2 separate regions of the Homo sapiens genome follow, and region 1 is linked to region 2. Evidence: chromatin loops called from intact Hi-C (ENCODE). Cell type or tissue: dorsolateral prefrontal cortex. All regions are shown on one strand. Each heading gives the region's core, and the rest is flanking DNA. Links, peaks and the distances in the headings are about the cores only.

Region 1 (11,125 bases), core at 1,433-9,432, 480 kb before region 2:
GAGGATTGCTTGAGCCCAGATGTTCAAGGCTGCAATGAGCTGTGATCGTGTCACTCCACTCCAGCCTGGGTGACAGAGTGAGACGCCCTCTCTAAAAAAATTCAAAATACAAAACTGGATCATTCAAATCTATGATCCAATCCGCTTATGGAATGGTGTTACCTTGATTAATCTCTCTTCCCTGTAATTTTGGGACGTGCCCCTGTTTCACTGACTTCGTTCCGTACAGGGCCCTACATATCATTCCTTAGATCCTTGGAGCACCTGATGCCTGTCAAAGCATTTTCACACACAGGGTTTTACACGACACTCCCCGTAGCCCTGGGAGGAGGCTGCAGGGACTTCCTGCAAGTGTAGCTGTGCATTAAGTTGGAGGCTCTGAGAGATCCCGCCACTGCACTCCAGCCTGGGTGACAGAGCGAGATTCCGTCAAAACAAAACAAAACAAAAAAACAAAAAAAAAACCATGGAGGCTCCGTGGCTTGGCTGTCCCAGCCTACAGCAGTGGTGGCAGGACTGGCAGGACCAGCTGGCTCCAGGTCGCTCCCCAGGCCCGGCTGCAGCCTTTGTCCTCAGGTATAGACACATCATTATTGTGGCCTGGGATGTCCCCAGGAGACAGCGAGACAGGGAACTCCTGAAGGGTAGAGATGGAGGCCTGAGCTTGGAGCATCTCTGAGCAGTGTAAGAGGGACCCGAGGCAGATGGGATGGAGGGATATGGCCTGGGTGGGCAGAGTTCCTCTGTTCCTCAACTGCTGTTAGCCTTGAGAAGGGCAAGGGCTCCCAGCATCCAAACTGCTTGCCTCCTGGGGGTCCCTCCCTAGCCTCCTATCCCTCACTCCGATGTGACCTGCTACTGCCTGGGACCTGCCCCTGTGCTGGGAGGTGCTGAGATGCCCCCATCCCAGGCCCTGCCACGGGAGACAGACCACAACCTACACGGGCTGCCGTCACTTGTCATAGCCTGCCTTCCCCACTGAGGGCTGCTTCTAGCGTGTACGGTGGAGTCTCGCTCATAGTGTAGGCTCTTAAAAATGGTTTGTAAATAAATGGATTAATAAAGCCCATTAAATACTTTGATCAGAGGCCAGGCGCGGTGGCTCACACCTGTAATCACAGCACTTTGGGAGGCCGAGGCGGGTGGATCACGAGGTCAGGAGATTGAGACCATCCTGGCTAACACGGTGAAACCCCGTCTCTACTAAAAATACAAAAAAAATTAGCCGGGTATGGTGGCGGATGCCTGTAGTCCCAGCTACTCGGGAGGCTGAGGCAGGAGAATGGCGTGAACCCGGGAGGTGGAGCTTACAGTGAGCCGAGATCCCACCACTGCACTCCAGCCTGGGCGACAGAGCGAGACTCCGTCTCAAAAAAAAAAAAAATTCTTTGACCAGAGAGTTTCACTTTTGGAAACTTATCCCAGAGGAAGACCTAATTTACAAAAGGGCTCACAGCTTCATTTTCTAAAATAGCAAGAAACGTGTAAGCAATCTACACGCCTGCGGGCTTGCGGGGGTGCCGTGTCATGGAAAAGCGCAGAAATGTTTTACTGCTGTCGCATGGTAACCGTGTAGGCTTTGCAGGTGCTTGGAAAGTAGTTTTTTAAATGGTTAGAAGAAAAGCAGAATGCAGAGAAACACAGGTACAACAGTTTCGGCCAAGCACAAGTGTCAAAATAAGGGTTTCAGCCAAGCAATGAATTAATAGATTCTTGGTGCTAAGAGGCAAAAGGGTATTTGGGTTTTTGTTTCCCATTTTTTCGCAAAATATAAAGATGTCTATTCAATAAACATGAAAAAGGAACCATGTGTGATTAAAGGAGCAGAGGTGCAGGCCGGGCGCGGTGGCTCACGCCTGTAATCCCAGCACTTTGGGAGGCCGAAGAGGGTGGATCACGAGGTCAGGAGATTGAGACCATCCTGGCTAATATGGTGAAACCCCGTCTCTACTAAAAATACAAAAAATAGCTGGGCGTGGTGATGGGCGCCTGTGGTCCCAGCTACTTGGGAGGCTGAGGCAGGAGAATGGCGTGAACCCGGGAGGCGGAGCTTGCAGTGAGCCGAGATCGCACCACTGCACTCCAGCCTGGGCCACAGAGCGAGACTCCGTCTCAAAAAAAAAAAAAAAAAAAAAAGCAGAGGTGCAGATGAAGGGCGGCTCTTCAGAGCCCAGTACTGTGAGTGTGATTTGTCCAGAGGGATGGAGGCTCTTGGGGAGCCCCAGGGCAGCTGTCTTCTCACAGGACGTTACAGCTTGGGGGCCGCTATGGCCTGTGGGCCAGCCTTCTCATCTTGCTGAGCTTGTATTCATTCACTGAGTAAACACTGACTGGGCACCTGCTGTGTGCCAAGCACTGGTTTGGGCGCTTGGAGATCTGGAGGGCACAGTGCAGGTGGAGACCCTGCTTGGGGGAAAGACGCTGTGGCGAGGAGACCCCGCTTGGTGGAAAGACGCTGTGGCGAGGCGAGTGGTGTCCCCAGAACGTGTCCACCTGGGACTTGTGAATGTGACCTCATTTGGAAAAGGGATCTTTGCAGATATGTTAGTTAAGGATACTGAGATGAGCTCATCCTGGCTTTCGGGCACATCCTCATCCAATGACAAGTGTCATCGAAGGAGAGGGAGGGGGCTGTGTGAGGACGGGCAGGGGCTGGAGCGAGGTGCCTGCATGCCAGGGGTGCTGGGCACCTCCAGAGAGGCCCGGAACAGCTTCTTTCCTGCAGCCCTGCAGACACCTTGATTTCTGCAGAAGTGAGAGAGACTACATCATGTGGATTAAGCCGGTCTGCCCCAAAGAGCTCATGCCTGTGGCCAGGGTGAAAGTTGCTGTTCAGATGCTCACAGGGAAAAGCCAATGGGACCAGAAGCACTCAATTTAGCAAATCAAGTCACTGCTCTGCTCAAAACCCTCCGAGGCTCCCACGGCCCTAAAAAGCTAAACGCCATTCTCCACAGGGCCCTACTGCCCCCTGACCTCCCTCCCTGCCACACCCCTCCTGGACCCTGCCCCCCCTCCTGGGCATGCTGTACCCGTCCACCAGGACCCTGCGGCCTCCTGACCTCCCTCCCTGCCACACCCCTCCTGGACCCTGCCCCCCCTCCTGGGCATGCTGTACCCGTCCACCAGGACCCTGCGGCCTCCTGACCTCCCTCCCTGCCACACCCCTCCTGGACCCTGCCCCTCCTCCTGAGCTCGCTGTACCCATCCACCGGGGCCTCCATGCCTGCTGTTCCCCTGCCAGGAACTCTTCTGCACGCCCTCTGGTCCGGCTCCCGGTGCATCCTTGCCTTCCACCTCCCTGTTTCCCACAACCCCGCCCTGTGTACCTTTCCTTCCTGGTGCTCACCACTGATTGGCCGGGTGCCACCTGTGAGTCTGTAGAGCTCTTTGGGGGCGGCAGGCAGGGTCAGCAGAGGCTGCGGACAGCGGGGTGCAGAGGGACTGGAGCCACTGCCTGCAGACAGGCAGGACCGTCTTTCTGCTTGGTGTGACCTGGTCATTTCTCTCGGCGAAGTGGCGATCAGGACGGGATCCATGGGGACGGGGTCAGGAAAGGTCTCTGAGGAGGGCATCCTGGGAGATGATCTGCATGCACGGCTGAAGGAGGAAATTTGCAGGGGATGTGAAGGTCATGGCAAAGGTCAGAGCAGGGGCAATGGAGGAGCAGGGGTGGCAGAGGAGCAGGGGTGGTGGAGAAGCAGGGCTGGCGGAGGACTAGGGGCGGTGGAGAAGCAGGGCTGGCTGAGGAGCAGGGGCAGTGGAGAAGCAGGGCTGGTGGAGGAGCAGGGGCGGTGGAGAAGCAGGGGCAGCGGAGGAGCAGGGGCAGTGGAGGAGCAGGACTGGTGGAGGAGCAGGGGCAGTTGAGAAGCAGGACTGGCTGAGGAGCAGGGGCGGTGGAGAAGCAGGGGCAGCGGAGGAGCAGGGGCAGTGGAGGAGCAGGACTGGTGGAGGAGCAGGGGCAGTTGAGAAGCAGGACTGGCTGAGGAGCAGGGGCGGTGGAGAAGCAGGGGCAGCGGAGGAGCAGGGGCAGTGGAGGAGCAGGGGCAGTGGAGGAGCAGGACTGGTGGAGGAGCAGGGGCAGTGGAGGAGCAGGGCTGGCTGAGGAGCAGGGGCAGTGGGAGAGCAGGGCCGGCGGAGGAGCAAGAGCAGTGGAGGAGCAGGGGCAGTGGAGGAGCAGGGCTGGTGGAGAAGCAGGGGCAGTGGAGGAGCAAGAGCAGTGGAGAAGCAGGGCTGGTGGAGAAGCAGGGCCGGCGGAGGAGCAAGAGCAGTGGAGGAGCAGGGGCAGTGGAGGAGCAGGGGTGGTGGAGAAGCAGGGGCGGTGGAGGAGCAAGAGCAGTGGAGGAGCAGGGCTGGTGGAGAAGCAGGGCCGGCGGAGGAGCAGGGCAGCTTGCTGGAGCAGCAAGGGCTGCCGCACTTCCCGGGCTTGTGAGGTGCACTAGCCTCCCACAAGAAGGAAAATCACCACTGATTAAATAACGTTGAGAGGTGAGGAAACACTGCCATGGCTTATTTTGCATTCCTTGCAAGAGCTCTTTTTGACTCATTTTTTCCTTTTTATGGAGGCTCAGGAGTGAGACCTGAGACCACAAGAGAAATGGCCTCGTGAGACCCTGGCCCCTCCTTCCCATTCTCAACCACCTTCGACAACTCAGTCATCGGTGTCTGCGTCTCTGCCCGGTACCGTCCTCCGTAACCCATGGGTGGCTGATGCAGCCATTGTCCCTGTCTCCAGGGCAGCAGCCAGGCCACCGGTTGGTGCCAAGCACGCACATCACTGCAGTGTCAGGGCAGCGTCTCGCCTGGGTGGCTGCATCCCGGCTTTGGAGACGCCGGGTGGCGATCTTGTTACGATCTCGTTAGCCAGATGCAGCGTTCTCTTCATTTTTAAAGAGCAGTGGGAAGGCACGGGAGGGGGTTCAAGCCTGCTTTGGTTCTTGTCTTCAGCTCACCGGGCGCCAGTGGGGAGCACTGGACAGAGACAGGAGTAGGTGCAGGAGGAAGAGTCGGGGGCTCCTGACCTCGGGAGTGGGATCCGGGTGGCCGCGGGGCGATGGGAGACAAAGCGTTTCGGAGTCAAGGCTGGGAGGATTCGCGGAGGATCCGCTGATGGGAGGAGTGGGGTGAAGGAGCAACCACACAGGCTCCGAGGTTGGGCCTGGGCTGCTTGGAACACGGATACCACCTGTTTGGAAGGGACGCTGCAGGGAACGCGGAAGGGTCTGACATCCTTGCACAGAGGGACCTGGAGCGGGATGTCCGGTGGTTGGCTGGGTGCCTCTGGAGCAGGTGAGGCAGGGCTTGGAGACAGCTTGGGAATCACAGGTGAGAGTGTCCCCCAGGGCCCTGGATGAGGTCACCTGTGGGGAGAGCATAGTTGGAAACGAGATGTCGCTGTCACAGCTCCAGGGTGGGAGACAGGAACTGCATTAAACCCAGCAGCGGCTCGCGGTGGGCCAGGGCCGAGGAGTCTGGCGTGGATTCGGGGGATTTCCTGCCATGAGGAACTGACTTCACAGAATAATAATCACAATAGAAGTAATTTTCAGATCGCAAGTGGTTTTCCTTTTTCCTCTTTGTGTTCTCTTTCCAGCTCTGTATTTCATCTTGTCTTTTGCCTTCTTTTCTTTAGTCATGATTCATGGAATTCATGTGCTCCTTTATTTCTTGGAAAACATGAAAGCAGTTGAGGTATACATTTTCTTCTGTTATGGAACAATTATGCCTTCAAAGTGGCATTGGTACCTGCCTTTTTTTTTCTGTTACATTTGTTTTCTTCTTTTGTTATTTTTTTTTTAAAGTCCTGGAATCTTTGTACAGACCTTCTGCTCCTTACTCGCGTTTGTGGTGGGGGCTGTGCTGGGGTCTGCTGTTTTCCCATGTGGGATGGGAGGGCCCTTCTTGACTTCAGTCGCTCTTTACCTGGGTACTGGTGTTTTGTGTCTTTGCTTTTAACTTTTAATTTGATGACTACACATGCACAAGAAATTGCAAACGCAGCATGCAGAAGTCCCCTGTGTCCTTGCCCAGCACCCCCACAGCCACCGTATTGGGGTACCAGGGACCTGACAGTGATGGGCCCACCAGCCTTGCCGAGTTTTTGCCAGCTTTCCTCACACTCATTTGTTGTTCCATGTGGTTTTATAGAATTTTGCCACCTGTGGCGGCTGCCACGCTGATGTCATCGTGTGAATCTCCCTCAGGCTGTCCCCAGTCGCCACCCAGGCTCCTCCCCTTGCCCCACCCCTAACCCTGGCAACCAGGAAGCTGTTCTGCAGCTCTGTGATTTTGTCATTTTGAGAATTTTGTATAAATGGAATTGTGCGGCATGTGACCTTTAGAGATTAACTTTTAAAATTCAGCCTAATGCCCTTGAGCCCCCTCCAGGCTGTGAGAGTGGCAATACAGTCATGCTTTGTGTAATGACGGGGATACATCCTGAGGACTGCACCGTTAGGTCGGTGAGTCAGCCAGTGGGTGGGGAGTGAACGTGAGGGCCTGGGACATGACTGTGCACTGCTGCAGACTTTATAGACATTGCACACTTAGGCTAAACTCAATTTATCGTTAAAAGTTTTCTTTCTTCAGTAAGCTAACCTTAGCTTACTCTAAGTCTTTTACTTCATACACTTTTTGATATTTTTTAACTTTCTGACTCTTTTATAATAACATTTACCTTAAAATACATGTTACAGCTCTATATTCTTTCTTCATATCCTTATTCTATAAGCTTTATTCTATTACTTTTTTAACTTTTAAAACTTTAAAAAAATACTAAGGCACAAATGCACACATTAGCCTAGGTCTACATACGGTCAGGATCATCCATGTCTGATAGGGTATAACTGTGTCCCCACCCAAGTCTCATCTTGAATTGTAGCTCCCATAATCCCCATGTGTTGTGGGAGGGACCTGGTGGGAGGCCGTTGAATCGTGGGGGTGGATCTTTCCCATGCTGTTCTTGTCACAGTGAATCAGTCTCATGGGATCTGGTGGTTTTATAAAGAGAAGCTCCCCTGCACACACTTTCTTGCCTGCCACCATGTAAGACGTGTCTTGCTTCCCCTTCGCTCTCCACCATGATTGTGAGGCCTCCCCAGCCATGTGGAACTGTGAGTCCATTAAACCTCTTTCCTTTATGAATTACCCGGTCTCGGGTACGTCTTTATTAGCAGCATGAGGACAGACTAATATGACGTCACTGTCTTCCACCTCCACCTCCTGTCCCACTGGAAGGTCTTCAGGAGCAGTAGCACACATGGAATTGTTCTCCCCTGTGGTAATGATGCCTTCTTCTGAATACCTCCTGAAGGACTTATCTGAGGCTGTTTTACAGGTATCTATTTTTTTTTATAAGTAGGAGGAGTACACTCCAAAATTATGATAAAAAGTATAGTGTACTAAAAATATAATCCAGAAATATCGTCAGTTATTTTCATCAGTATTATGTACTGTACATAATTGCATGTGCTAGACTTGTATATGACTGGCACACAGTAGGTTTGCTTACACCAGCCTCATCACAGACAAGCTATGACATATGCTGGCTACAGTGTCACTAGGGGATAGGATTTCTTCAGCTTCATTATAGTCTCATGGGACCACTGTAGCATATTTGGTCTGTTGTTGACTGAAGCATTGTATGCTAGTTTTTTCTGTTTATTGCTGAGCTCACATTACCAGTGTACCACAGTTTGTTTAACCATTCACCCATTGAAGGAAATTGACATCGTTTCCAGATTTTGACAATTATGAATAAAGCCGCTATGAACATTGATATACAAGTTTTTGTGTAGACAGAAAGTTTCATTCCTCTGGTGTAAATGCCCAGAAGTGTAATTGCTGGATCGTAGGGTAAGTGTATGTTTAATTTTTTATCAGAGACTCCAAAATGTTTCCCAGAGTGGGGTACCACCTTACATTCCCACCAATGATGTGTGAAGGACAATCTCTCAGCATCCTCGTCAGGCTTTGGTGTGGTCTCTATTTTTAATTTTAGTTGCTCTGAAAGATGTATAGTGATATTTCATTGTGGTCTTCATTTCTCTAGTGACTGGTGATGTTAACATGTTTTCATGTGCTAATCTGTATATCCTCTTTGTGAAATATCTGTTCATGTCTTTTGCACATTTTCTAACTGGACTGAGCTGATCATTGTTGAGATTTGAGACCTTCTTTATGTATTTCAGATTTTGTCCTCTGCCAGGTGATCTCCCACCTTGTAGCTTGTCTTTTCATTCTGTCACTAGGGCTTTTCACAGAGCAAAAACTTAAATTTGCGTGAGGTCCAATTTTATGTATATTTTTTAATTGATAATACTTTACGAGTCAAGTCTTAAGAATTCTTCACCTAACCCTAGATCTCAAAGATGACCTTCTCTGTTGTTTTCTGCAAGTTTAGTAGTTTTACACTTTACATTTAAGTCTGTGGTCCATTGTGAGTTAATTTTTGTACATAAAGGGAGACTTAGGTCGCAGTTCATTTCTTTTGCCAATGGATGTTCACTCACTTCAGCACCATTTATTTGTAGAAAGACTATCCCTTCCCCATTGAATTGCTTTTGCACCTTTGTCAAACATCAATTGGAAGTACTTGTATGGATCTGTTTCTAGGTTCTTTATTCTGTTCTCTTTTCTCTCTGTTTCTCTATAGTCTTGATTACCGTAATGATGGAGTAAAAATTAAAATCAGGTAGAGTGATTCCTCCCACATTTTTCTTCTTTTTCAAAATTTGTTTAAGCTAGTCTAGTTTATTTTCCTTTCCATATAAAATATAAGATATGCTTATTCACATCTGCACAGATTTCTGCTAGGATTTTAATAAGAACTACACTAAGACTATAGATGAATTTAGGGAGAATTGAGTTTTCCAATTCATGAATGTGGTATTTCTCTCCATCTATTTAGATCTTATTTTACTTATCTCATTAACATTTTGTAGTTTTCAACATACAGATCCTGCACATGGCATGTTTATTTATACATAGGTAATTTTTTGAGTTATTGTAAATACACTGCATTGTATTTTTAATTTCAGTTTCTATGGGCTCATTGCTATTATACAGAAATACAATAATTTTTACGTGTGTTGTTCTTGTATCCTGCAGCCTTGATGAACACGCATTAGTTCTAAGAATTTTAAAATAATTGAGGGGAGATAATTTCTATGTATACCATCATGTCATCTGCAAATAAGAAGAGTTTTTCTTTATTTTTTTCCAATCTCTATGCCATTTGTTTTCCTTTCTTGACTTACTACTCTAGTTAGGATTTTTGGTCCTACATTGAATAGGAGTGGTAATAGTAGACATCTCCAACTTCTTAATGATATTCAGGATCCGAGTCTTTTATCATTAAGTGTTATGTTAGCTGTGATTTCTTTTTTTTGGTAAATGTTCTTTATCGAGTTGAGGAAGTTCCTCTCTCTACCTGTTTGCCGAGAGGTTTTTTTTTAACATCATAAATCAGTGGGTTGACTTTTGTCAAGTACATTTTCTGCATCATCAATTGATATGATAATGTGAGTTTTTCTTCTTTACCTGTTTACCTGTTGATGGTGTATTATATTATTTTCAATGAACCCTACTTTGCATTCCTGCAATAAAACCCACTTGATTGTGGGGTATGATTCTTTTTTTAATGTGATGTTTGATTGAATTTGCTAGTGTTTTGCTGGGGATGTTTGTATCTAAGTTCATGAAGGATATTGATATTTTTCATTTTTGTGCTTCCTTTTTCAGGTTTTTATTAAGGTAATACCAGTCGCATAAAATGAAAAAGGATATGCTTTTTTCTCTTTTATTTTCTGGAAGAGACTGTGTATAATTGGCACTAATTACTCTTTGAATGTTTGGTAGAATTCTCCACTGATACCACCTGGGCATGGAGACTTTTAAAGAAGCTTTTAAATTAAAGATTAAATGCATTTTATATTGGATGAGCTGTAGTTTTCAAGTAATTGATCCATGTCATCTAAGTTGTGAAATTTATGTGTGCAGTAATGTTTGTAATATTTGCTCCTTTTAATGGCTGCAGGGTCTGTAGTAATATCACCTGTTTCATTTCCAGCATTGGTAATTTGTGTCTTCTCTCTTTTTCCTTTGTCTGTCTTGCTAGAGGTTTATTAATTTTATTGATATTTTCATGGAAACAAGTTTTTATTTTCTTGATTTCCCTTATTTTTCTGTTTTCAATTTCATTGATTTCTGCTTTTTAATTTTCTTTTTCTTTTTTTTCTTGCTCTGTGTTTATTGTGCCCTTTTTCCTAGCTTATTTGTGTAGGAATTCAGATTATCTTGGCACTTAAATTATTGATTTGGGACTCTTCCTCTTTTCTAATGTAAGCATTTAATACGCACCCCACAAATTTTGATGTGTGTGTTTTTATTTCTATTTTTTCTGTATTATTTACTTTTCTTCTAGGATATTTCTTGAACCCATGTATTATTTATAAATCTGTTGTTTAATTTTCAAGTGCTTTGAGATACTCCTGTTATCTTTTTGTTATTGATTTCTTCTTTGGTTTCCTTATGGTCAGAGAACATATTTTGTATGGTTTCAGTTTTTTTTATGAACCAGGATATGGTCTATTTGGGGAATTTTTCATAGGTATAGAATGTATATTATGCAGTTTGAAGTGCAGCAGTCTAGAATATTAGATACTTTTGTTTGATAGTGCTCAGTTTTTATGCATCTTTGCTGATTTTGTGTCTAGCAGTTGTATTGCTGAGAGAAGGGTATTGAAGTCTACAAGTTTATTTGTGGATTTGTCTATTTCTACTTTCAGTTTTTGTGTTATGTATTATGAAGCTGTGTTGCTCAGTGGCTATGTATTTTGGATTGCTGTGTCTTCTTGCATATTGACCCTTTCATCATGATGTATGTAATGGCCTCTTTTGTCCCTGGTAATTTTCTTTGCTCTGACACCTACTTTATCTGATAACATATATAGCTACTCATACTTCTCTTCTTTTAAGCCAACATCTGCCTCCATCCTTTACTTCTAATTTACCAGACTTTGATGTTCTTGAGCCCTGGCAATGCCAGTTGCTCCTTGGTTTGCAGCCTCATGGTAATCATTGTCCTTTCTACTTCGCAAAGGTGTGGTATCCGTACCCTACCATC
Region 2 (11,125 bases), core at 1,304-9,303:
GAGCTAACAATCCATCTCAGGACATTTGGAAAAAATATATAGTTCTAAAATAAATCACCCAGCACTTTGGGAAGCCGAAGCAGATGGATCACCTGAGGTCAGGAGTTCAAGACCAGCCTGGCCAACATGGTGAAATCCTGTCTTTAATAAAACTACAAAAATAGCCAGGCACGTGGCACACACACCTGTAATCTCAGCTACTCAGGAGGCTGAGGCAGGAGAATCGCTTGAACCTGGAAGGCAGAGGTTGCAGTGAGCTGAGATTGCGCCACTGTACTCCAGCCTGGGCAACAGAGTGATACTCCATCTCAAAAAAAAAAAAAATCACGCCCTCTCCCTCTCCCTCTCCCTCTCCCTGTCCCTCTCCCTCTCCCCACGGTCTCCCTCTCCCTCTCTTTCCACGGTCTCCCTCTGATGCCAAGCCGAAGCTGGACTGTACTGCTGCCATCTCGGCTCACTGCAGCCTCCCTGCCTGATTCTCCTGCCTCAGCCTGCCGAGTGCCTGCCATTGCAGGCGCGCGCCACCACGCCTGACTGGTTTTCGTATTTTTTTGGTGGAGACGGGGTTTCGCTGTGTTGGCCGGGCTGGTCTCCAGCTCCTAACCGCGAGTGATCCGCCAGCCTCGGCCTCCCGAGGTGCCGGGATTGCAGACGGAGTCTGGTTCACTCAGTGCTCAATGGCGCCCAGGCTGGAGTGCAGTGGCGTGATCTCGGCTCGCTACAACCTCCACCTCCCAGCCGCCTGCCTTGGCCTCCCAAAGTGCGGAGACTGCAGCCTCTGCCGGTCCGCCACCCCGTCTGGGAAGTGAGGAGCGTCTCTGCCTGGCCGCCCATCGTCTGGGATGTGAGGAGCCCCTCTGCCTGGCTGCCCAGTCTGGAAAGTGAGGAGCGTCTCTGCCCGGCCGCCATCCCATCTAGGAAGTGAGGAGTGCCTCTTCCCAGCCGCCGTCCCATCTAGGAAGTGAGGAGCGTCTCTGCCCGGCCGCCCATCGTCTAAGATGTGGGGAGCGCCTCTGCCCCGCCACCCCGTCTGGGAGGTGAGGAGCGTCTCTGCCCGGCGGCGACCCCGTCTGGGAGGTGAGGAGCGTCTCTGCCCAGCCGCCCCGTCTGAGAAGTGAGGAGACCCTCCGCCTGGCAGCCACCCCGTCTGGGAAGTGAGGAGCGTCTCTGCCCGGCCAGCCGCCCCGTCCGGGAGGGAGGTGGGGGTCAGCCCCCGCCAGGCCAACCGCCCCGTCCGGGAGGTGAGGGGCGCCTCTGCCCGGCCACCCCTACTGGGAAGTGAGGAGCCCCTCTGCCCAGCCACCACCCCGTCTGGGAGGTGTACCCAACAGCTCATTGAGAACGGGCCATGATGACAATGGCGGTTTTGTGGAATAGAAAGGGGGGAAAGGATTGAGAAATCGGATGGTTGCCATGTCTGTGTAGAAAGAGGTAGACATGGGAGACTTTTCATTTTGTTCTGTCCTAAGAAAAATTCTTCTGCCTTGTGATCCTGTTGATCGGTGACCCTACCCCCAAACCTGTGCTCTCTGAAACATGTGCTGTGTCCACTCAGGGTTAAATGGATTAAGGGTGGTGCAAGATGTGCTTTGTTAAACAGATGCTTGAAGGCAGCATGCTCGTTAAGAGTCATCACCACTCCCTAATCTCAAGTACCCAGGGACACAAACACTGCGGAAGGCCGCAGGGTCCTCTGCATGGGAAAACCAGAGACCTTTGTTCACTTGTTTATCTGCTGACCCTCCCTCCACTATTGTCCTATGACCCTGCCAAATCCCCCTCTGTGAGAAACACCCAAGAATGATCAATAAAAAAAAAAAAAAAAATCACAAAAATATTAAGGAAAAATAATATTAATAGGACCACAAATTAATAAAGTAAAAAATAAACATTCACTAAAGCATATAAACACATTGGTTATTTGAAAAAAACTAATATTAGTGTCAATACCCTAGCAAGACTCATCAAGAATAAACAGAAAAGGCATACACATAATCAAAAATGAGAAAGGGGACATTGCTACAGATCCTACATATATGAGAAATGTAATAAGAGAATTTTTTTAAAATATCCAATAATTTGTGAAAATGAATCTAAAAATGTGTATAAAATAGGAAATTCCTAAAAACTTTTCAAAACTTAAGAAGAAACAGCCTATAATCATTAAATAAATGCAATCATTAGTGACATTTTTTTTCCTCAAACAAACTTCCAGGTATAGATGGCTTCACTGGAAAATTCAGATACTCAGGAAAGAAAGAATTACAAAATCTCTTCCCCTGCCCCACTGAACCAACAAAACAAAACAAAACAAAAAACAGAAAAAGAAGAAACACTTTCTAACTCATTTTATGAGGCTATTATATTCTGACTAGCACAATCCAAAAATGATATCATGAGAATGAAAACATACATGCTAATCTCATTTACCCGCAACATACATTTTTTAAAAATGACAACAAAACAATTATCAGGGGAAAGATAGCAATATATACAAACGAGAACACATCATGATCAAGTTGAATTATACCAGGAATGCAAGGTTGGTAATGAATTATCATATCAACAAATAAAAGAAAAGCAAACATTTGTTATCTCAATAAATGTGAGGGAAAGTGTTTGATAAAATTCAACATTTTTATTATTTAAAAACTAAAAATACAGCAGAATTCCCTTAACCTGATAAAGAGTATTTCAAAATTTTCACAGCAAACAGCACCCTTATTGGCAAGATATTGAAATATTTATACACTCAAGATAAAGAACAAGATAAGGACATACACTTTCACACTTGCTTTCAAATTGGATTGGAAGCCCCAGCCAGCACAGTGAGACCAGAGAAAAAACTAAGAGATATAAGAATTAGAAAGGGAAAACAAAACTGCCAATATTCATAGATAACATTTAATAAGAGTTTAGTAAAATGGGTAGGTACTAAATCAATATACAGAAATATAATAAACAGTTATAAAATTATACATTTTAAAATATCATCTACAAAAGCATCCAAAACCATAAAATGCCAATAATAAATCTAACTAAAGATGTACACAACCTCTATGGAAAAAGAAATAAAATTTATGAAGAAGCCCTGAATAAATGGAGAGAGACCATGTCCATGGATGGGAGCATTCTCTATTAGAAGCATATCAATTCTTTCTAAAACAATTTATGGATTCAACATAATCCCTATCAAAATCCCTTGTAGAAACTGATACACTGACTTTAAGCATTATATAAAATACAAAAGTCCAAGAAGAGTCAAGACATTTTTAAATAAAAATAACTTGGAGGTCTAACCTTCCTAGGTATTAAGACCTCTGTTAATACAAAAGGGATAGACAAATAGTCACATAAGACCAAATAGTGATCCCAAAACAGATAGCTGAAATGCCACCTTTATCATATGCTAAGGCAGGTAAAGGGTGGGATTTTTAAGAATTCACGCTAGACCTATTGACTATCCATTCAAGAAAAATATGAAATTACACCCTACCTCACACCATATCCAAAATATCAATTCCAGTTAGATTATAGGTAAAGTTACCATCTGTCTCAGCCTGCTCAGGACTGAGGAATCCCCAGAACTTTTAGTGTTAAAACTAGTCAAGTCCCAAGCAAAAATAGACTGGTCACCATAAACAGGACTAAACTGGAAAGACAAAAAATAAATTGTTTAGACTATATTAATATGAGAATATCTTCCCAAACTCTGGATGGAAAAAAATTCTTCAACCAGACACAAACAGATATTACCCATAGAGAAAAAGATTGATACATTTAGCTACATTAAAATTAGTTATCCAAAGTCACAAAAACATCCCTCATGACCAGTGGGGAGACACGATCTAGGAGAAGATATCTGTAACACATGCAGCCCACTGTGACTGTCTTTCAAATTATGTAAATAACTCCTGCAAATTCGAATGTTAAACAACAAACAACCAAATAGAAAACAGACCAAAAAAACTACAACAAGTACTTCAAACAAGAAGAAAATCCAAATGGCCAATAAACACATAAAATTTTCAACCTTATCCCCACAGAAAACAGAAGAGACAAACAAATCGTACTGAATTCTACACACTAGAAGACTGTATAGCAATAAAAATGAACCAGTAACAGCTGTACTTGAATAAAACTCACAAATATAATTTTGGACAAAAGAAGCAAAGTACAAAAGTATGCCAACAGTAAGATCCCATTGATTTGGAGTTCAAAATCTCTGCCATGATGAATTGGGAGATACCTGCCTTCTGAGAAGGCAAAGGGGAGGACTGTCTCCCCACAGCCAGGACAAGACACTTCGCCTTCTCCAAACTAATCACAAAATTAGTTCCAGGGCCTGAAACAGTCTCTAACCATGAATTGCAGGGGAGATCATGAGTTGACGCTCTCCTTTACTCATCCTTCCTCCTGAGTCCTCCAACTTTGCCCTGCTGGTCAGTGTACCTGGCACGCAGCAGGCACATCAGGCTTTGCTTGTTGAAGGAAAAACTGTTGGGGCCTTTTTCCATTTTGCAAACATGTTCCAGGCATCAACCCTACCAAAGAAGCTGAAAGTTTTGGCAGTTTGGGACCTGCTGAGAATGAAGCTGACAAAAGTTATAGTTGTACTTACAAACAGACTTTCTGATGATAAATTGGGCTTTTCTCTACTTAGTTATCTAATGGGGAAGCCCCACAATCTTAGCACATTCCAAAAAAAAAAAAAAAGTCTCTGTTGCCAAGAAGTTTTCAAAAGTTACTATTTTTGTAGGACCTATAAAAATTCAGCGTATTCACTCCCTCTGCTGACTCGGCAGAAGCATGTAACTCCCAGGCCCTATTTCCAGAGCCCGCTGCCATCTGGGCCTTGCACAGATGTTTTGGCAGGACTAGAACCTTCCAAACACAAGTTTTTGTTCATTGTATTAAACAAAAGCAGCCCTGTTAATTTCAGTTCCATTCAGCACCAAGTTTGAAGGGGGGGAAAGAATCAATATTTGCTAAGAGGAGAAGAACAAAATCAGTAGGGGGAAAACAATTATTTGCTGGCTTTTCAGAGAATATTACAAATAATGATGGTTCAAAACCATAAAAAAAACTGTTCAAAGAATTGCCTGACATGAGCCCTTTAATCTGTGGTTCAGTTTACTCTCTGGTTCATTCTTTCTATGAAGAATTTGAATCCATGAAAATTTTTGTAGGAATACAAACTAATTGCTATGCAAATACCAAGCTTCTCTGGTGCAGAATGCTTTCGGCTGGAAGGGATCAACAGCAGCCCAGCTCATTGCGACATGCTCGGGTTGGCAAGAGGGCAGAAGATGTTTGTCGTACACAATAGGCCAAGTGAGGTACCTGCTTGCTGGGAGGCAGGGCATGTTTCACAATCCCAAGCATTAGGCATTCCGGAAAATGAACCAATCCCAGCAGACACCTTTGAGGTTGGCCAAGAAAAATGTATCCTTCCCCTTCCACACCCCCACTAAATTTTCCTCCTTAAAACACGAAAGCCTAAGCATTGTTGGAAGATAAAATAGTGGCTAATCAGATGCAACGTTTTATAAATAGATTATCACTCAGTAGAAACTATTTTCTCCCTAAACAAAAGGATCGTTAAGCCCAAAGATGAGTCACTTTATTGACCTGGAGATTAGGACGGGATTTCACAAAGCGAGAAGTCTGACTGTTATGAAACGCCAGCATCCTTCAAAGGCATGGAAATCGAGGGCTCCCGAAACAAGAAACTAGGAGGCTTGTGATCTAGAGAGTAGAATCTAAAATGTATCTGTCTGCTACTTTAGCCAAAGGGGTCCACCTGGTATAGTACTATGGAAGATTCCGGGGTTCTGTATTTCTTTTGCTTTAAGTGATTCACCCAAGGATGAAGTGGGTAGTGATTGCCACCAGCTCCATGTGATGGATGGTCAGTGCCCATTTGACAGAATGAAGCAGCGCCCCGTGGACTGGCCTGGCTGGAACCCAGCTTCGCTGTCAAAGCGTGGCAGATCTCCAATTCCCTCACCCTCCCTTGTGTTTTATCCGCTTAGGGAGTCATCGCAGTCTGCCTCTGGGGCTTGGCTTTGTTCTGTTTCTTGACCTGGGTGGTTCATTCCACCTAATCCATGACTCTACATTTCTCTCAATGTGTTCTTTTTCATAGCTGACAAGGTCTAAACACGCAAATGGTAGGTGGAGGAGCCAGGTTAGGACCCAACCCATCTGACTCCAAAACTCACGTCCTTGACTTCCAAGGATGGAAGAAGAGCAGGTCAGGCATCCACAGAGGATGAGTGATGGGTGTGTGAACAAGTATTTCCTGCCCCTGTGAGTCATGACACTGCCATGGCCTTCCTGGAAGGGCTGACAGATCAGGCAGAAGTCGGGAAGGAGAGACACACACGTGTAGCCAGCACTCGACTGTGGGCAATGGAGTCCTTCCAGCTCTAGGAGCACAGAGGCTGTGCTTGTCAGAGTGAAAACACGAAGCCCCAGCCCCATGTCACACTCCAAGGCCTGATGAGCAGATGCCAAGGCCTTGGCAACACAGAGAGGAAGGGTGCTGCCCCCCCATCTTCAGCCAGCTCTGGGTGTCCCGACTCGAGAAGCGGCAAGGACAGCTTGTAGCCTGAAAGTCAGCGGAGTGGTGTAGCCTGAAAGTCAGCAGAGTGGTGTAGCCTGTGAGTGCAGAAGGGCTCTCAGAGCTGCCGGAGGTTGGAGCAAACAAGGACAGCTTCTGAAAGAGCTCCCTTTCGGGCACAGCCTTGAACAATTGCAAGTAAGAGGCCTCCAGACCAAGAAGGCAGCTGAACCTGACAACAAGGAGCTCTGGGCAGGTGATACTAGGCCAAAGGCTGCAATTAGGGCAAAGGGGAATGAAAAGCTGGAACAGCGGAGCCCAGAAAGTCAGGCAGAGGACATCAGGGGCAGGGTCCCAAGGCCGCCAAAAGGGTGAAATGGCAGCAGGCAAAGGGCTAAGGGGTGAGTGGGCAGGATGGAGGCAGCCGCTGGTCTGTATTATGGAAAATTCTTAGAGCTCTCTTTTAATACAAAAAATCATACTCTTTTAGTACACTTTTGTAGGGTTGTAAAAGTTGTCCTGGTTGTTTATCTGTGTATGTAGAGGAATTCATTTAGATTTGGGAATGTGATTTTGAAATGTTAATTAACAGTGCCCCAAAGACACCTTCTTCTCAGTCCTGAGGACACTTATTGACTTAGGATGATGCTCTGAAGAGACTTCTGAAGCTCCAACAGGAAAGAACTGGGGGCCATGGCTCTTGACTAGGACTGGCCAAGTTGAGCGGGAAGAGAGAAAACCTGGGCCCATGAGAGCTGGGGTCAGACACAGGCTGGTGTTCACACAGGAGATGCAGGAGGAACCGCCGATGACCAAGCCGTGGTGGAAGGTGGAAGCGACAAGAGACTGACTTCAGCTCAATACAGAGACACTTCTCCAAGGAATCAAACTGCCCAGCAATGCCAGGGTCCTGTGGAAGGCAGAGAGCTGGGGGACCACCTCCCAAGAGTGTCTCTTTGAAAAGAGATCCCTGCTTTGACCGAGAGATGAAACAAAATGGTTTCTATAGCACCTTCCACGCCATGATGCCGTGATTGCATCTGCCAGTGCCTGGAGCTGCTGTGACCCAGGAGGCAGGTGAAAGAAAAGCCACTTCCCTCTCTGTTCACATCCAGCATTCAAACCATGATGCACTCTAGGCAGTGGTGTGCTGGAGCCCGCTTGTTCCCTTGCCCAGGAGCCCCTCATGTGTGGGCTATTGAGGGGATCATGTGAGATGAGGACTGTGAAGGCTTAGTGGACTCTACCCTGGGCCCAGCTCTGGTGTCAGATGCCTTTTCAGTGCTGTCATGGAGTTCACTTGGGTTCCCAAAAGCTGACAATGCATCTTCCCATCTCTGCTTTCAGTGGCATCATATCAGTAGCTTGACATCTGCTACAATGGGAATATTTACACCAGAGACATGGGCAGATGCTACAGATGAAAGCGTCCCCCACCCCCACCCCACACAACTGGTTGATAAACATTTGCCAGCAACCTCTGGCTCCAGGGCAAGATGCCTCTGACCCAAAGCTTTGGAGCCTTGATTTGGGTATGGAGCGTCCTGTCTCGTGCTCTCTCTGTGCCCACGCTGCCTGCCGGGGCTCATGTTTAGCCTCACTCAGGCAGCTGTGCTGCCTTCTGTCTCCTGGGCCTCTCCATCTTTACTCCTTTGTTTCTGTGCACTCCATCTCATAACACAAATGTGCCGGGAACTGAGGTGAGCACTGCGTGTGCAGTAGCTCATTTAATCCCCATGCCCTGGGGGCAAGGACCCTCCTGGCACTCTCCCTGTGCACAGAGGGGAGCCTGAGGCTCAGAGATACACAGTGACTTGCCAGAGAAGCGCCAAAACTCAGATAATCCAAAATAATGGTCAACGGAAAGTTGGCCTTTTGGGGCAGGAATGGGTGGAGTACACGGATGACATCCATTTGCCCGGTCCTTAAATCGAACTGTGCTCCCTCTGGGCATCAGGGAAGAGGGAGCCTGCAGTCACAACTTGCTGAAGAAAATTGCAAAAAGAATAATGTTTACACAGCTATTCATTAAAATAACCACAGACGTGCACAAAAGCTAGCAGAACCCATTTTCACACTCACGCCCAGGAACAAGAAGGAAATTCTCTTTAGATGCTTTTCCCTGTCACCATGAGGTGCCTCTTTGTATCTGGGGTGAAATTTGACTTGCAGAAATGAGGGTTCTTGGGCATTTCCAAAAACCCTCTGGGTGTCTGTTTCTTCCTGTGTAAAATAGGATCATGCCGGCCACAACAAATCCCTCCCCCAGCACCCAGGGGACTGAGAGAAAAGATGCATGTGGAGATGCTCTGCAAATTACACTCTGCCCTCCCAGAGTGTAATCCTGGGGAACTGGCTGAGGCTATGATGAGGCTCCATGTCATGGCAGTTTATAGTTTAGAAAATTTAGCAGTGGAGCCTTCCAGATGTTCTGAACCAAAATGCAACGATCCAAGGTCTCCTTTGGATTTCAACTTACTATGGATATGTGTTCACAGCCCCAGATGACATGTGTCCAGTTTTCCAGTAAAGGCCCGCTCTTACGAGGGCCGTGCTGCAAATGTATGAAACAAAAGAGCCATCTCTTCCTGCGAGCAGGAGTCAGCATCAGACATCTCAGCTTCTCAGTGCCGCTACGAATGCACTCGCGTTTAGAAAAATGAAAGGGAAGGGCTGTCACTGAAGCCTGAGAACATTCAATGACCCACTGGAGGACGTAGAAATCTCTCCAGGTTTTACGCTTCTCCGTCATGTTTCCACCTCGGTCTCTCCCAAGGAAGAGCAGTAAACACCGGCCTCCCTCCCTCCCTGCTGCCCTAGAACCGTGGCACGAACCCGTATCAAGGAGACCACATCCCCATTGCGGTTAACAGAGCCTTGGGGGGCAGGGAGGTGGGGGGGCTGACCCCTGAGGGTGTTTTCACAGCTGCAAAAGGACTTTTCCACTTGAGCCTTTAAAAATAGGTTGTCATGCCCCTCCCTGGGGAGGAGTAATCCAAGTAAAGCCCACTTCTGATTCCAACTAAAAGAAGTTTATAGACATTTTCTGTTTATTTGTGCCTCACACACCAATCAAAGCGAGCCCAAGTCACTGCCTGGCTCACGAGTATCTGATTTGGGTCCTATTATGTTGTCTGTTGGGGGGCACAGCTCAGAGTCCGAACTGACGGGTTTCCAACAGCCCGTGCCAGTGGGGGAAGGAGAGGCCCCCTGCCCGCGTGGCATTCAACAGCCCAGACCCAGGGGGCCTGCCATCTCCGTTTTGCCAGCAGAAGAATCACAACTGCCAAGATTCAGCTTCAGAGTGAGTGCAGCTGGGCACAGCCGAGGAGGGACCAGGAGACCGGCTTTGTTCTTCAGGCCGGCCTGCCAGATCAAAGCTGCACTCCCCGACCCGGGCATCCCGTCCCGAGGCCAAGACCCATCTCATTGTTGATCCACATGTGTCTCGCCCTCCCTCCCTGCAGCACGATGGGCGGCTGTTTAAAAACAACTCTGACAACACTGAGCAAAACAATCCTGCTGCTTGTTTCAGACAAAAGAGAGAGCCGGTGCGGCTCAGCTCCCAGGCGAGCCCGAGCTGGAAGCTGAAGGGGGCAGAACGGCTGCGATTCTGTGAATTGATTCTCACCTGCTCTTCTCTTTGCCCTTTTACAAAAGCTGGGCCAGGGTGGGCAAGGCGATGACAGATTTGGGGATTAGAGATGCTTCTGAAATGCAGTGCAGTAATTTTCCAGAACAACAGCTGCACCTGGGGCTGGGCAAGGTCCCTGGGAAGATGTTTTCCTGGCTTTCTGTTCACCTGCTGAGGAATTCTGACCACCAGCTCCTTGGGAGGAAGCCTAGGGATCATGCAGGAAGAAGCCAGGGATCTGGCCCCAGCGAGGGCAGCTGGTGCATCACCACTGATTAGATGGCACTGGGGGAACCCTGATTTCTCCCCACCCTGAGCTGGGAGCTGGGAACTGGGGTTCAGGCAGGATGGGCTCTTGCCTGCCTCGAACAGCCAAGGGCCATGGAGAACTCAGGCACTTGGCCAGGGGGTCTGGCCGGGGCTTTAGCCTTGGGGTGGAGGGAGGGGCCGTGGTGGAGTTTTAGGGGCGAGAGCTCTCTGAGCACCCCTGAGTCCTGCTCTGGGACTATACAAAGAGGAAACAGGGCCCAGATCTGTGGCTTGGGAGGTCCCCAGACTTCCCTGAGCCTCTCCCCTACATCCCTGACTGCACAGAGGGGTGCACCTACCTCAGGGTACCCTCCTCGGCAAGGGTGGCAGTGAAATCCTTGAGGCCCGCCATGCCCCAGTGCCACAGGCTCCAGCTGCCTCCTGCATCTACAGCCCCACGTCATCCTCGAGGCCTCTTCTGCCACCTCCTTCCTCCCTTTCACCCCGGCGTCCCTTCTCTCCTCCTGACAGGCTCTCTCAGGGATCCCTGACTCTTCCCCATCGGGACCAGCAAACTCATGCCAGCATGTTCCCTCGCAGAGTGCCGGAGGCCAAGGGGCTGCAGTGCCCGGCCTGCTGGAGGTACCCAATGGGGTACAGAGCCATGTGCCACTCTA

The links. Hi-C counts contacts between places; a loop is a spot of excess contacts. Peaks named below come from ENCODE experiments on the same cell type or tissue, not always from the same donor. Only the 100,000 strongest peaks of a DNase experiment are listed, where the experiment ranks them.
Region 1: a loop joins it to region 2, with 6 times the contacts of the local background. A loop is called at or near these places in 2 of 110 quality-filtered maps.

Annotation. Positions count from the first base shown.
Region 1 is chr2:239,922,843-239,933,967 of GRCh38, reverse strand. It overlaps a transcript of NDUFA10 not described here. Among named protein-coding and RNA genes, the nearest start is that of MIR4786, 15 kb to the left of the region's middle. RefSeq lists a silencer at 4,843-5,064. In dorsolateral prefrontal cortex, for the core only: a CTCF peak has its summit at 4,807; DNase peaks (open chromatin) are centred at 4,807, 5,317 and 6,167; H3K4me3 peaks cover 2,215 bases; H3K27ac peaks cover 2,354 bases.
Region 2 is chr2:239,439,642-239,450,766 of GRCh38, reverse strand. No RefSeq gene overlaps it. Among named protein-coding and RNA genes, the nearest start is that of HDAC4-AS1, 44 kb to the right of the region's middle. In dorsolateral prefrontal cortex, for the core only: a CTCF peak has its summit at 4,807; DNase peaks (open chromatin) are centred at 4,826, 5,288, 5,966 and 6,489; H3K4me3 peaks cover 1,664 bases; H3K27ac peaks cover 6,309 bases.